Linked DNA regions of Homo sapiens: regions 1 and 3 are each linked to region 2. Evidence: chromatin contacts called from ENCODE Hi-C or POLR2A ChIA-PET data. All regions are on one chromosome and are shown on one strand. The core of a region is the stretch at or near the end of the contact, and the rest is flanking DNA. Distances in the headings are between cores, read along the strand shown.

What was found. Hi-C counts contacts between places; a loop is a spot of excess contacts on that map. ChIA-PET counts read pairs that join two places held with the same protein, here RNA polymerase II (POLR2A). Pooled maps may share reads with other maps.
Region 1: a pooled map shows a loop between it and region 2 (5-fold over the local background). The contact joins the promoter of NMUR1 here to the enhancer-like site in region 2. A Hi-C loop is called at or near these places in 4 of 37 single-sample maps with no recorded cell type and 4 of 50 pooled maps. POLR2A ChIA-PET finds 5 or more read pairs at or near these places in 1 of 52 experiments (WTC11).
Region 3: a pooled map shows a loop between it and region 2 (12-fold over the local background). The contact joins the promoter of PTMA here to the enhancer-like site in region 2. A Hi-C loop is called at or near these places in 1 of 168 maps with a recorded cell type or tissue (transverse colon) and 10 of 50 pooled maps. POLR2A ChIA-PET finds 5 or more read pairs at or near these places in 1 of 52 experiments (H1).

What each region holds. Positions count from the first base shown.
Region 1 is chr2:231,528,524-231,532,356 of GRCh38, forward strand. It overlaps NMUR1 (neuromedin U receptor 1), which reads right to left and starts at 1,922. Exons shown (of 3, transcript NM_006056.5): 1 at 1,836-1,922; 2 at 1-494. The coding sequence starts at 1,838. LOC105376787 (a long non-coding RNA gene) reads left to right here and starts at 3,647. Exons shown (of 4, transcript XR_001739928.2): 1 at 3,647-3,833. RefSeq lists enhancers at 1-384, 2,874-3,608 and a silencer at 1,750-2,179.
Region 2 is chr2:231,225,473-231,229,271 of GRCh38, forward strand. It overlaps ARMC9 (armadillo repeat containing 9), which reads left to right. Exons shown (of 25, transcript NM_001352754.2): 7 at 1,302-1,326. Among named protein-coding and RNA genes, the nearest start is that of ARMC9, 29 kb to the left of the region's middle. RefSeq lists an enhancer at 2,912-2,981. Within about 2 kb of position 2,044, at least 7 of the 41 ENCODE cell types and tissues checked have a DNase peak (open chromatin) inside an H3K27ac peak, as active enhancers do; they include transverse colon, where a contact is called at or near this core.
Region 3 is chr2:231,706,973-231,711,074 of GRCh38, forward strand. It overlaps PTMA (prothymosin alpha), which reads left to right and starts at 1,553. Exons shown (of 5, transcript NM_002823.5): 1 at 1,553-1,779. The coding sequence starts at 1,735. RefSeq lists enhancers at 1-323, 963-1,600, 1,601-2,239, 1,602-1,661, 2,240-2,877 and 1 more and silencers at 962-1,361, 1,882-2,061, 2,492-2,801, 3,292-3,701, 3,742-3,831.

The DNA of each region.
Region 1 (3,833 bases), core at 672-3,171, 300 kb after region 2:
GGGTGCACCACGGCCACATAGCGTTCCACGCTCAGGGCAGTGACGTTGAGCACTGAGGCCAGGCAGACCATCTCAAACAGTAGCGTGCGGAAATAGCAGCCACCAACGCCCAGCAGGAAGGGGTAGTTGTGCCACATCTCATAGAGCTCCAGGGGCAGGCCCACCAGCAGCACCAGCAGGTCCGACACGGCCAGGCTGAAGAGGTAGTAGTTGGTAGGCGTGCGCATGGCCTTGTGGCGCAGGATGACCAGACAGGTCAGCCCATTGCCCACAGCGCCCACCACGAAGATCAGCAGGTATGTGGCACAGATGGGCATGAACAGCTCTGTCTGCTGGGGCCCCAGGTACTTGAGTCTCAGTGCCTCGTCAGTCAGGTTCAAGTCCTCAGGGTCAAAGTGCCCCCTGGCCGCACTGCCATTGCAAGCCATGGGGTTCCTTGCACCCCCTGGGTACAGGTCTCCAGGGAGGACAGAGCAATTGAGGCAGAGAGGAGTCTGTGGAACAGAGGGGAGAGATGCCCAGAAAGATCATTCAGGGAATGCTGGCTCTGTCCTCACTCATCAAGCCAAAGGTGACATTAGCGCTATGATGACCATTATTTTAGGCACCACTGAGAAAGAAAAAACTCTTCCATCCACAAGTCAGAGATGTAAAAATAAGCTTGGTGCAGTGGCTCACACCTGTAATCCCAACACTTTGGTCGAGGCAGGCGGATCACTTGAGATCAGGAGTTCAAGACCAGCCTGGCCAATATGGTGAAACCCCGTCTCTACTAACAATACAAAAAGTAGCCGGGCGTGGTAGCACACGCCTGTAATTCCAGCTACTTGGGAGGCTGAGGCGGGAGAATTGTTTGAACCCAGGAGACAGAGGTTGCAGTGAGCGGAGATTGTGCCACCGGACTCCAGCCTGGGCAACAGAGAAAGACCTTGTCTCAAAAAAACAAAAAGCAAACAACGAAAAAGTAAAAATCTACATTTAAAAAAAAAAAAACACGTGGGGTTTTGATTTTAAATTTCATGATCTATTGGAACCTTTGAGTAAATGACAGATCTTGGGTGTCTCCTCTTTCAAGCAATGATGCTAGATGAGGCACTCGTTTGGGCATCTGTAAAATGGGCACAATGCCTGGTATTGCAGGGTCTTCAAGAGCAAGCGCTCAGGAAGCAACTGCCTGGATTCGAATCCAGCCTCCCCAGTTCCAGGCTGTGTGACCTTTAGCGAGGTAACCTCTCTGAGGCTGTTTCCCTATTAGGAGGATCCAGGGAGTTTAATCCATTAAAGACATTAACACAGGGCCTGCCTGGCATACGGAAGGGCACGGGGATCACCCCCTTGCTCTGGGGACCCAGTCACTATGAGAGTCAAGTGAGGGAGTGTCAAGGCTACACACTACAAATGCTTCATCCACAAGTTGATTCTTTTTTCTGTTTTCTGTCACCTGAACTGTTCAGTCTCCATATTTGACGCCCTTGGCACTGCCAGTTCTGGGGTTCCCTCTCCTCTATTGAGCCCCACACCCTTCCTCCCGCCCGCCCTCACCCCCGCTGCACAGCAGCGCGGGAGCCTCGGGAACCAGTTGGGAACGCGCAGGCGCCAGCCCGGGTTCAAGGGAGGCGCCCTGGTCCTCGAGGAAGGGTCGCAAGCCCGCAGCCCCCCGGCGCCCCTGGCCGGAAGACACAAATGACCCGAGAAGTTGCGAGGCTCCCCGGTGGCGGGGACGGGGGGCACCCCGACGGAGCCCTCGGACCCTTCCCGCCCTAGGACGACCCTGCCCGCACCGAGCCCCGGCCCAGCTGCCGCGCCCTAGCCCACGCCGGCGCCTGCGCACCTACCATGCGGCCCGCGGCCCGCGAGACCCCGGCTTCCACCCTCCGAGCGACGGACACAGACGCGGCGCGGGAGCCAGTGGACTGACTGACAGCGGCCCCAGCCCGCGCCCCGACGCCCCGCCTGTCCGGCCGGGAACGCCGCCAGGGGGCAGTGCAGTCCCCGCAGCCCGGGCGGCGCCCCCTCCCGCACTGGCGGAGGACGCGGCCGTTGGAGGCGACACCTCCACAAGCAGCGTGGAGGCGACACCTCCACAAGCAGCGTTATCTGACGGAACCCTCACAACAACCCGTTTTACAGATGAGAAAACTGAGCCTCAGAGAGCCGCAGAGGAGGAGCCCGAGAGACCTGGGGCTCACATGTGATTCCCGCCCTCCAGCGTGCTGAGTTTAGCTTAACGCCGTCACGGTGTCCCTGCGGCCTCCAGCTCCTCCTGCCCCCCATTCAGACCCACCTCCAAGGACAGGGACGGCCCACCAGCCCCTTGAAGTCGACATGCCCCGGTGCGGTTCATCCTCCCAGGCTCCAGGCCTCTTCTTCTGTCCCAAGGCCCATGATTGCAGCCTCCGCAGCCCCTCTCACCCGCTGCTCCCTTCGGGGCCTCCAGTCCCTGAGTCCAGGCGCTCGGCCCTGCAGGACTGGGCAAGAGCCCCCTATTCTCCCTCCAGTCCATCCTCCCACAGCCACCAACGACCATCACCCCCTCGAAACCCTTCCTTGGGGCCCCCCCACTGCCTTCTGAAAAAGAGCACACCAAAGTCTAGCCTGGGGGTGGACCTCCCCACTCCTCACCTGCCTCCCTGGGCCACCCTCTCCTCACCATTGTCCTCAGCCCCAAATACTGTCCCCCTTATCCGTTCAAATGTTCTTCTGCCCCCATCACTGTACCAAGGGTGGGGGTATAGACAAGGATGGAGGGAATTTAGGGAAGGGTTAAGAATGCCCAGCCACAGCCTCCTGCTCCCCCACACTGCCCACATGCAAATCCCAGTGCCTCACCTGCTCCCACTCCCTAGTCCTGCAATCAGCTCCTTAGCTGGAAGCTGTTTCATCAGAAACTTCTAGGGACCCTAGAAATGACGGATCACACAGAGTAAAATGCTGGTTCCGGGGCCTTTGCCCAGAGTTTTGTCTCCTTAGCCTGGGCAAGGCCCAGAAATCCTCATGTTTGACAAACGCCCTCTGGAGAGCCCCATGCCCCAGAATCACACTGAGGAGCACCAGGAGAGGTTACAAAGCCACAGGACCCCGAGAGGCCACCGTGAGCTCAGAAGCTCTGTGTGCCTCAGTTCCCCTTCCTGTAGAATGGGCTAACCACCATCGCCACTATTGTGAAGGTGACATGAGACACTGAGCGTCAAGATTCAGCACAGGGGCTGGCACATGGCCAACACTCAAGAAATGTGGGGTGGGATTGTCACCATTTAGTGGCAACTGGAGGCTCCTCCTTCCCCCCGCTTTCCTGCACCCTCCTCCTCCCCACTGCCCCCCAATTCCATAAGTCACTGTCTGGGCTTGGGGATGGGAGTTAGGCCCTCAAGGAGCCTGCACCAGGCCGGCCTTCCCAGGAACTCCACATGTAAACAGAGTCCCAGGCAGGGGACGGTTGTGGGAAGTGCAGGGGCACGTGGTCCTCAGGGCCTTGGGAGAAAGGATTCTGTGGTGCCCTGGGAATTAACTACTCAGCCCCTGATGAGCTAGTCCAGGAGAAATCCTCAGTAACAGGGCTGCCAGCACAACAGACGGGCAAGGAGGGATGACATCACTCAGCATCAGAGACCACTGTGGCATCACAGGCTGCTCTTAGCAAGTGAGGAGCATTTGGACCCCAGCCCTTCACTGGAACACACACACACACGCACATGCATGTACACACACATACACACACATGCATGCACACATCACTCTGCACATACCACACCACACACACGCGCACACACATACCACTCTGCACAGACTCTGAGCAGTCCGAAAGTCCCCGTGGACCCTTTGGTTCACACAGC
Region 2 (3,799 bases), core at 794-3,293:
CTTATGAATGGATAAACAAACTGTGGTGTTATCCAAATGATGGAATATCGTTTGATATCATCCAGCCATAAAAAGGAATGAAGCACTGATTCATGCTGTAACATGAATGATCCTTGAAAGCATTATGCTAACTGAAAGAAGCCAGTGGCAGGGACCAGGTATTATATGACTCTATTCATAAAATGTCCAAAAGAGGCAAATCTGGAGAGACAGAAAGTATATTAGTGGTTGCCAGGGGCTGGGGAGAGCAGGGAAAATGGGAGTAACTGCCAGTGAATACAGGGTTTCTTTTGGAGGATGATGAAAATGTTCTAAAATTGATTGTAGTGATGGTTGCATAACTCTGAAAATACTGAAAACCATTGAAATGTACACATTGATTGATGATTGATTGATTGATTGAGTCAGAATTTTGCTCTTGTCACCCATGCTGGAGTGAAATGGCGTGATCTTGGCTCACTGCAACCTCCGCCTCCCAGGTTCAAGCGATTCTCCTGCCTCAGCCTCCCAAGTAACTGGGATTACAGGCACCCACTACCAAACCTGGCTGATTTTTGCATTTTTAGCAGAGACAGGGTTTTGCCATGTTGGCCAGGCTGGTCTCAAACTCCTGATCTCAGGTAATCCACCCGCCTCAGCCTCCCAAATTGCTGGGATTACAGGCGTGAGCCACCACACTGGCCTGAAAGGTACACTTTAAATAGGTGAATTATACAGTACGTGAATAAAGCTATTACCAAAATACTAAGGAAAAGTTTAAGACAAATTAAGGGAAAAGAAACATGTTAAGTAACTGTCTTCAGTCATGCAGCCAGACGTGTGGGAACTGAGATTTGAACCCAGGCAGTCTGGCTCCAGAGTCTGTGGTCTTAGCAATACTGTGCTATGCTGTTTTCACCTCAATATCAATTTCCTTAGGATAAAGCTTTGAATTGAAGTTAGAGTTGAATTATGTATAAAATCAGATTTGCATTTTTAGTTGGCTTGGTAGCAGTGGGGAAGGCCTTTGGAAGGGGATAGGAAGGGGATAGGAGGCTGTTGAAATAGTGCAAGACTTGAATTCAGACAGTGATAATTGAAATGGGGAGAAGAGGACTTGCCTTCTTCTGAAATGGGAGTGGGTCAGGCCAGTATGGAGAAGTTGCTTAGCTATTTACAGCAACAGTTGGAGCTGGCCCTCCCGGCTCCGAGAATTCTGTTTCATCATGCTGAGGTGCTTTCTCACATTGGCCACAGGATGTCCGATACCCCAAGTACCGTTCCCTGAATGCCTGTTTTCCTGAACTTCTTTTTCATCCCAGAAGGAGAATGGACAAAGTAACAAAGGTAAATCATCTAGATTTAAATTTGTCTAAGAACAACTTTGCCAGTTCAGGTTTGAAGTAGTAAGATCGGTGCAAAGATGGAGAGAATTCATGATTTTGGCTTTAAGAGTCTAAATATTTATGAAAGGCTTTGCAGTCATAGTGACCTGCAGTTCCTTGAGGCCCATTTTCGGGAGGGCTGGTATTGTTAGCTTCGTCTTGCATGTCAGGTAGCTAAGCCTTGGAGAAATGAAGAGAATCCAATAACATCCCAAAGGGAGGTAACTGCAGCAGCAGCACATTTTCCCTAGAAGGTGTAGGGCAGCATGGGTAAGGATAGAGTTCTTTTAATTTAATTTATTTTAATTATTTTAATATTTAACTTTTACCTTGAACTAGTCAACTGGGGTCTTCGAAGACATATGGAGTACCCATTCTTATCAAGCATTTTCCATTCCCAAGTAGGAATTCCAGTCTTCAGTTTGTAGCATGAAGTGTTATTTTTCCATGGTCAATTGTTTTTACCAGAACTGTTCACTTTTGAGTAAGGTGAGAAAAAGTGTAGTTAATATGAAGTTGGTGGCCCCAGTTGGGGCGCTGTACCTCAGTTTTGCCTTTGATACTACGTTTTGACAGCTGCTTAAATGATGATGCTGGAAAGGGCCTGTGATGCATGTCATCCCTCTGGTGAGTATTGATGGCATAACCCTCAGTTCCCAGTAGGTGGAGTGTGACTACAGGAGATCTTGTTCCATGCGCCAGCACATTTGCCCTTTCAAAGCAGAGTCATGCCAGAGAGGATTTCAGAACTCCCTGCCATTGCTTTTTCCTGTTTCTTTTTAGGGAGTGAAACTCTTTTAAAGAAAGGAAGCATTAATTAGTAAATTATTTAGCTGTTTGCTCACCAGGGAGTTGGCAGATAAGCAATGGGGTTTGTCAACCTCAGGGAGAGCTTGGGTTTGGGTTTGTCACTCAAGATGGCTTTGGCAGCGTCAGCCTTTGAGAAGGCTTCGGATGCTTGGTTTTGCTCTTGGTAGCCTCAAGCATCCCCAGCTCAGCTGTTCTAAGTGTGTGACTGGTTCTGCCAGCCATGCTGACCCTTCTGTCGCTCAGAGGGGACAGGCCCTGCTGGCCCTTCATGGAGGAGCAGGGCTACAGATACGGCCCCATGGGATCAACCTGGACTGCTCCAAGGGTCGCAGGAGCACCCTGAGTCTTGGAGCTCCCCAAGGTTGCCCTACCCCCAGTACAGTATGTGGAGGAAGACTCCCAGCCTGCATCCTCAGCTCTGCAGGCCCGCTCTCTCAGTGCTAGCCTAGGCCCAGGCCTGGCCACGGTGCGTCCCGGGCCAGTTTGCTCACATCCAACACAGCTGGCATCTTCAACTGGACTGGGACTTTGGATCTTGCCCTGCAGCTCCTGGAAATACACCTCAGCCCACTGTTCCATTGCTGCCTGACAGACCATCCCGACTTGGTGGCACAAAACAATGACATTCACTTATAATGGTGATGATGAGCCTGCATGGTCTGGGAGCTGTGGGCTCAGTTAAGCTGTTCTCCCTCAGCGTGTCTCTCAGGTGCAGTCAGGCGGAGCGGCCTGGGGCCAACTCCAAGGCACTCACACGCAGAGTGGTGGTCGGTGCTGGCTGTCACGTGGGGTCTCAGCAGAGGCCCTTGACGAGAACACCTGCGTGGCCTTGTGGTCTGGGCTTCCTCCAGGCATGTTGCCTGGTTTCCAAGGGTGAATGTCCCCAGAGAGAGCCAGGAGGAAGCTGTATCACTTTTTCTAACCTAGCCTCTGAAGTCAGTCAGTCATTTCTGCTGCATTCTGTTTCTTGCAAGTGAATTCCTAAGGCCCCCTCACCTTCAGAGAAAGGAAATTACATTCCTCTTCTTGATGGGAAGGAGGGTGTGTCAAAGACTACAGGCATTTTAAAACCACCACCATACCCTGCATCTCTGGACCCTAGAGAACTGCCTTAGTTGTTAGTTGAATCTGCCAGGTCGCTGTTCTGAACTAGCCTTTGGACCCCCAGGCAATGGGGGCAGGAAGGTGGTGAGAAACTTCTCTCTCTGGTTCCTGAGTTTCTGCAGCTCATGTCCCCCTAGCATACACTGCATTTTTGAGCATAGCTTTCTTCTGGGAGCATTATGTAAATCTGATAAGTGGCCCAGTTTTGCAGATCAAATAAACATGGGAAGGGGAATGCAAATAAAAGAATTGTCTTTCTCTACAGGTTTTTAATGTTGGAATTTCAGTAAGGAGACCAGTTTTTAAGCCTTCTTTAGGGTCAATTTTAACTGAGTTTTCTGGAAGCCAAGCAGAATGGCTGTGGATTTGAGTCTGGCAAGCAAAGTGCATCTGTGGCGGAGTGAACTCTGTAATGTGGTGTTGCTATGGAGATTGGAGATTCGCATTTTGGGCCCAGGCATGACAGTCATTTGTCACCCCCTTGTCCCCTCATCCTGCAGCTAAGGCTGTAATAACCAAAG
Region 3 (4,102 bases), core at 303-2,802, 480 kb after region 2:
AAGCTCTGCTGGACTTGGCATCGTCCGCCCTCCACGATCCCACACTCCGGGTTTTCCCCATTCCCAGCTCGGCTGCAACCGAGAGACAGACGGAAGAAACTGCCAATGGAAGGACGCAAAGCGTCAACTTTGTGTTCGCCCGCCACTCTCGGCCAATGTGCGCTCGTGTCTCCGGAGTCCCGCCTTCCGTGTCGGGCGCCCCCTTTTGGCAGCACAGGGACGAACCCTACGTCTCGCCATCTTGTGTGTGGCACAGGTAAATTTCTGGACTATCTTTCCACCTATTCTGGTCCTTTTTCCCACACAACCGATTTCTTAGTTCGACAGCTAAGTGCGGTGGCGATAAGGCCAGCGTAGCCTGTTGTTCTCGGATCGCCCACGTGAGCTAGATCGCTACGTCACGCCACGCTTGCCGAGCCCGGCGCCATCTTGAGTGTGGCGTTTTGATGCTCCCCTTTCTCGGGGCTCCGCATGGTTCTCTAAATGGTCCCCCAAATTTCAGGTAGTCCCCAAAGATTAGCCCAACTGGCTCCAGAGACGATGATTTTTCCCGAGGAACTCTGTAATGTTCATGTGCCCATCGCAGTCCAGCAGTGGGGTGGGAGAAGGGTAGACTCGATGGCCCGGCAGGCCCCTGGAGGAGGCTGCCCTGAGGCTGTCGCGACGGCAGTGACCGCTCGGGACAGACCCTAACTAGAAACCTAGAATGAGGGGACCGCTATGCCGTGCGGGGCCCGCGGGCTGTCCCACTCGAGGGCTGGAGCCGGCATCGCGCATCGAGTCCGCTTGATACATGAATCCGTGTGTGCTTGGGACGGTGCCCGCTTGTCGACTGACTTGGCCGACGGACGCCGGACCTGATGGTGGGCAATCGAGGTCGCCTGCCCACAGGACTAGGGGTGCCCTGCCCTGGGAGGGCGCGAGGGCATGGCAGAGGGACGGGGCGGCCCAGGTGCCCGGGTCTCGGCCTCGTGACCTCGTTGCTCGTCGTGGGGCTGCCGTCCACTTGCACTGGGACAATCCTTGGTCCAAGGCGCCCAGGCGCGGGGGGCGGGCACCTCCGCGGGCACTGCGCTGGGCACCGCCCGGGGCGAGCGCGGCCCAGCACCCCGCCTTCCCCTCCCCCGCGCTGGCAGCCGTCGTGTGCCCGCCGCCCCCTCTTCCCTCCCCCTCCTTCCGAGCAGCCGCGGGGAGGGCGGGAGAGGGAGGGAAGGGGGTTGGGCGGGCAGCTTTGCCGCGCTTTGGCTTTCTGCGTCAGCAGCCCCAGCAAAACAGCTGCGGGAGCGCGCGTCCGGAACGCGCTCGCGCACCCCTCCCCCGCGCCCTCGGCCCTGCTGAGACCCGGCAAACTCCGGCCTTGAATGACAGTGCGATCGGCGACTGCGCAGCGCGGGACGCGCCGGGGCACTGCCGCTTTAAGCACGCTTGTCCATTGTTCGGAATCGAGCCAATGAGCGAGCGCCCGCTCCCTGCGCTCAGCCAATAGCGGCCGGGCATGGGAAGCCGAGCGCCGCCCACTAATCTATATTAAAGCTTCTGGCGCCGCGTGAGTCCCCCACTGGCTGCTCTGAAAAGCCATCTTTGCATTGTTCCTCATCCGCCTCCTTGCTCGCCGCAGCCGCCTCCGCCGCGCGCCTCCTCCGCCGCCGCGGACTCCGGCAGCTTTATCGCCAGAGTCCCTGAACTCTCGCTTTCTTTTTAATCCCCTGCATCGGATCACCGGCGTGCCCCACCATGTCAGACGCAGCCGTAGACACCAGCTCCGAAATCACCACCAAGGTGAGGCTGGACGCCGCCCGCCCCCTCGGGGTCCGCGCGCCGCCGCTCGGGCGGTGTTTGGCGCGCAGCAGCTGGACTGTCTCAAGCCCGCTGTTGCTCCCTCTCGCGGGGAAACGGCCCGCCCCCGGCGCGGTGCCCTCAGGCAGCCCACTCTTTGTGTGGTGCGGGGGAGGGGGCGGGAACCGCCGCGGGCAGACGTGATGCCCGTCGGGGAGTGGGCCGGGCGCCCTCGGGGGCCGAGGGCTAGGCGCGGAGGCCGGCTCACGGCCCTCGAAACTCGTCTGTGGCCGGTATGAGTGGCGGCGGGAGGAGAAGAGCCTGGCTGGGGGTCGTCGGCCCGCCGGGCGCACGGAAATAACTTTGAAACTCAAGCGCGTTGGGAATCGGAAGTGCTGGGGGGCGCGTGTTGGGGCGCGGGCCGGCCGCGGGAAGTGGCGGCGAGCGCCCGCCGGCCGCGCTGCTCTTTGTTCGGCGCCAGGCCGGCGGTTTCGCGCCCTGCAGCGGACCTGAGGTGGTTTGTCTAGACTAAGTCCCGATAAGGCGGATGGGGCGACGGGCTGGCTGGCCGCGACGTCGGCCGTCCCGGCGGAGGTGTGACGGGCTTATCCGCTTTGGGCGCTCTGGGAGGCGGGGGTGGGCGCCCTTCGAGGTGAGTGCGCCGGGAGCGGCCGCCCAGCTTCAGTCATGCACCCGCGGTGCCGGGCTTGGCTGAGGAGGCGAGAGCCCACGCGCCGCAGGGAGGAAAGAGAAAGTGAAGCGCGGCGCTGGGGCGACGATGGGCGCCCCCCGCGGCTGCCCGGGAGCACCGTGTGCGCCGCAGCTCGGGGCGACGCGGGCCAACACGGCGGCCGCGACAGGCCAATGGTAGGGTCGAACTGGGGGGGCGCCCGGGCCCCGTGGCGGGTTCACTGCCCTCGGCTATGAGGTCCTGCGCGGCTGGTGCGGCTCCGCTCCTGTTGTCGGCGCCGCCTCGGTCCCACTGCCCGCCCTGGGTAGCGTCTCCGCCCTTGGCGGGAGCGGGGCGCTCTCAGACTGACTGGCTCTTTCTTAATATTTCGGCCCTCGTCCGCGCCCGTCGTGCCCCTGCAGGGATTGGCGCGAGTCACCTTGGCGTCTCCTTAACCCTTGTGTCCCTGGCGTCATCTCTGACTCTCCCAGGGGCGACTTCTTGGCAGAGCGGAGCTCGGGGCCCGGATCTCCACAGGGGCTCTCAGTGACCCCTTCTGGACTCAGTCCGGGAATGAGTTTGTGGGGTGAGAACACCGTCCCCAGTGCGGGGCCTGGCTGTTCGATTTTCTCCGAAGCACCAAAAGGTGACTTCCCGCGAGGGCGATGAGTAGTAGCCCGAGAGGCGCATCCCCGACAGTCTCGGACCTACGCAGCCCGGTGGACTTTGGGGCGACCTCCCGTGGGACTTGGCCCGCCGAATGCAGACATTCGGGCCTGCCGGGGTGGCGGCAGTGGGGCGTCGAGTCGAGAGCCCGGCCGACCGACGCGCGACCCGCGCGCGTGCCACTGCAAGCTCTGCCTGCCGGCCGGGAGTCTCCAAGGCAAGGGACGCACTCGGCGGCCCCGGGCCACGTGCTCCCTGCGCGCGGTGCGTGCCGAGGCCCGCGCGCAAAGCCCGCCGGGCGGGGGATGCGCGCCTGCGCGCCGCGACCTCCCTGCCCCCACTGCTCCCCGGGGCTTCGGCCGCCAGGGGGCGAGAGCGGGCGGAGCCGGGGTCCGCGGAGCGGAGCGGGGCGGGCCGGACTGAGAGGGCCGACAGGTGGCCCGGAGCCGCTCGCCGGACAGCGGCCGAGGGGTTCCCGCAGGCCCGGACGCCGGACCTCTGTTGGTATTGGTGGCCGTGTCGTGTGGAAAAAGTTACCGGGCGCCCGGGGCCGCGCTGCCTTTTGGATCCCGGGCGGAGTCCCACCCCCGAGGTGCTGTCGGGATCCCTAGCCGCCGCGGGGAGGCCGGGAGTTGGTGGCTCCGGCGGCAGGCCCCGGCCTGGGGCACCGCCAAGCAGCGGTTTGCGGCCTCTAGGAACAGCGGTCGGATTTGGGGGGTCGGTGTGCTTTGGCTTTTTTAGATACCTGTCCTGGCCGGGGCGGTGCGGCCTCGCGGGCCTTCCAGGCTGGCGCGCCTGTGGGGCTCTCCCCGAGCGCAGGCCCCTCTCTCTTTGCCTTATTTATTTTTGGAACATAACCTGCCGCCTTTCTAGACGGCTCGAGGGGCGGGCTCTTTGCACTTGGAAGCAGGCTGATGGGCGTGAGTGTCCGGGGCTCGTCCACCCGGCCGGACGGGCTGGGGGCTGTGGCGCCACATGGCTCCTTTTTCC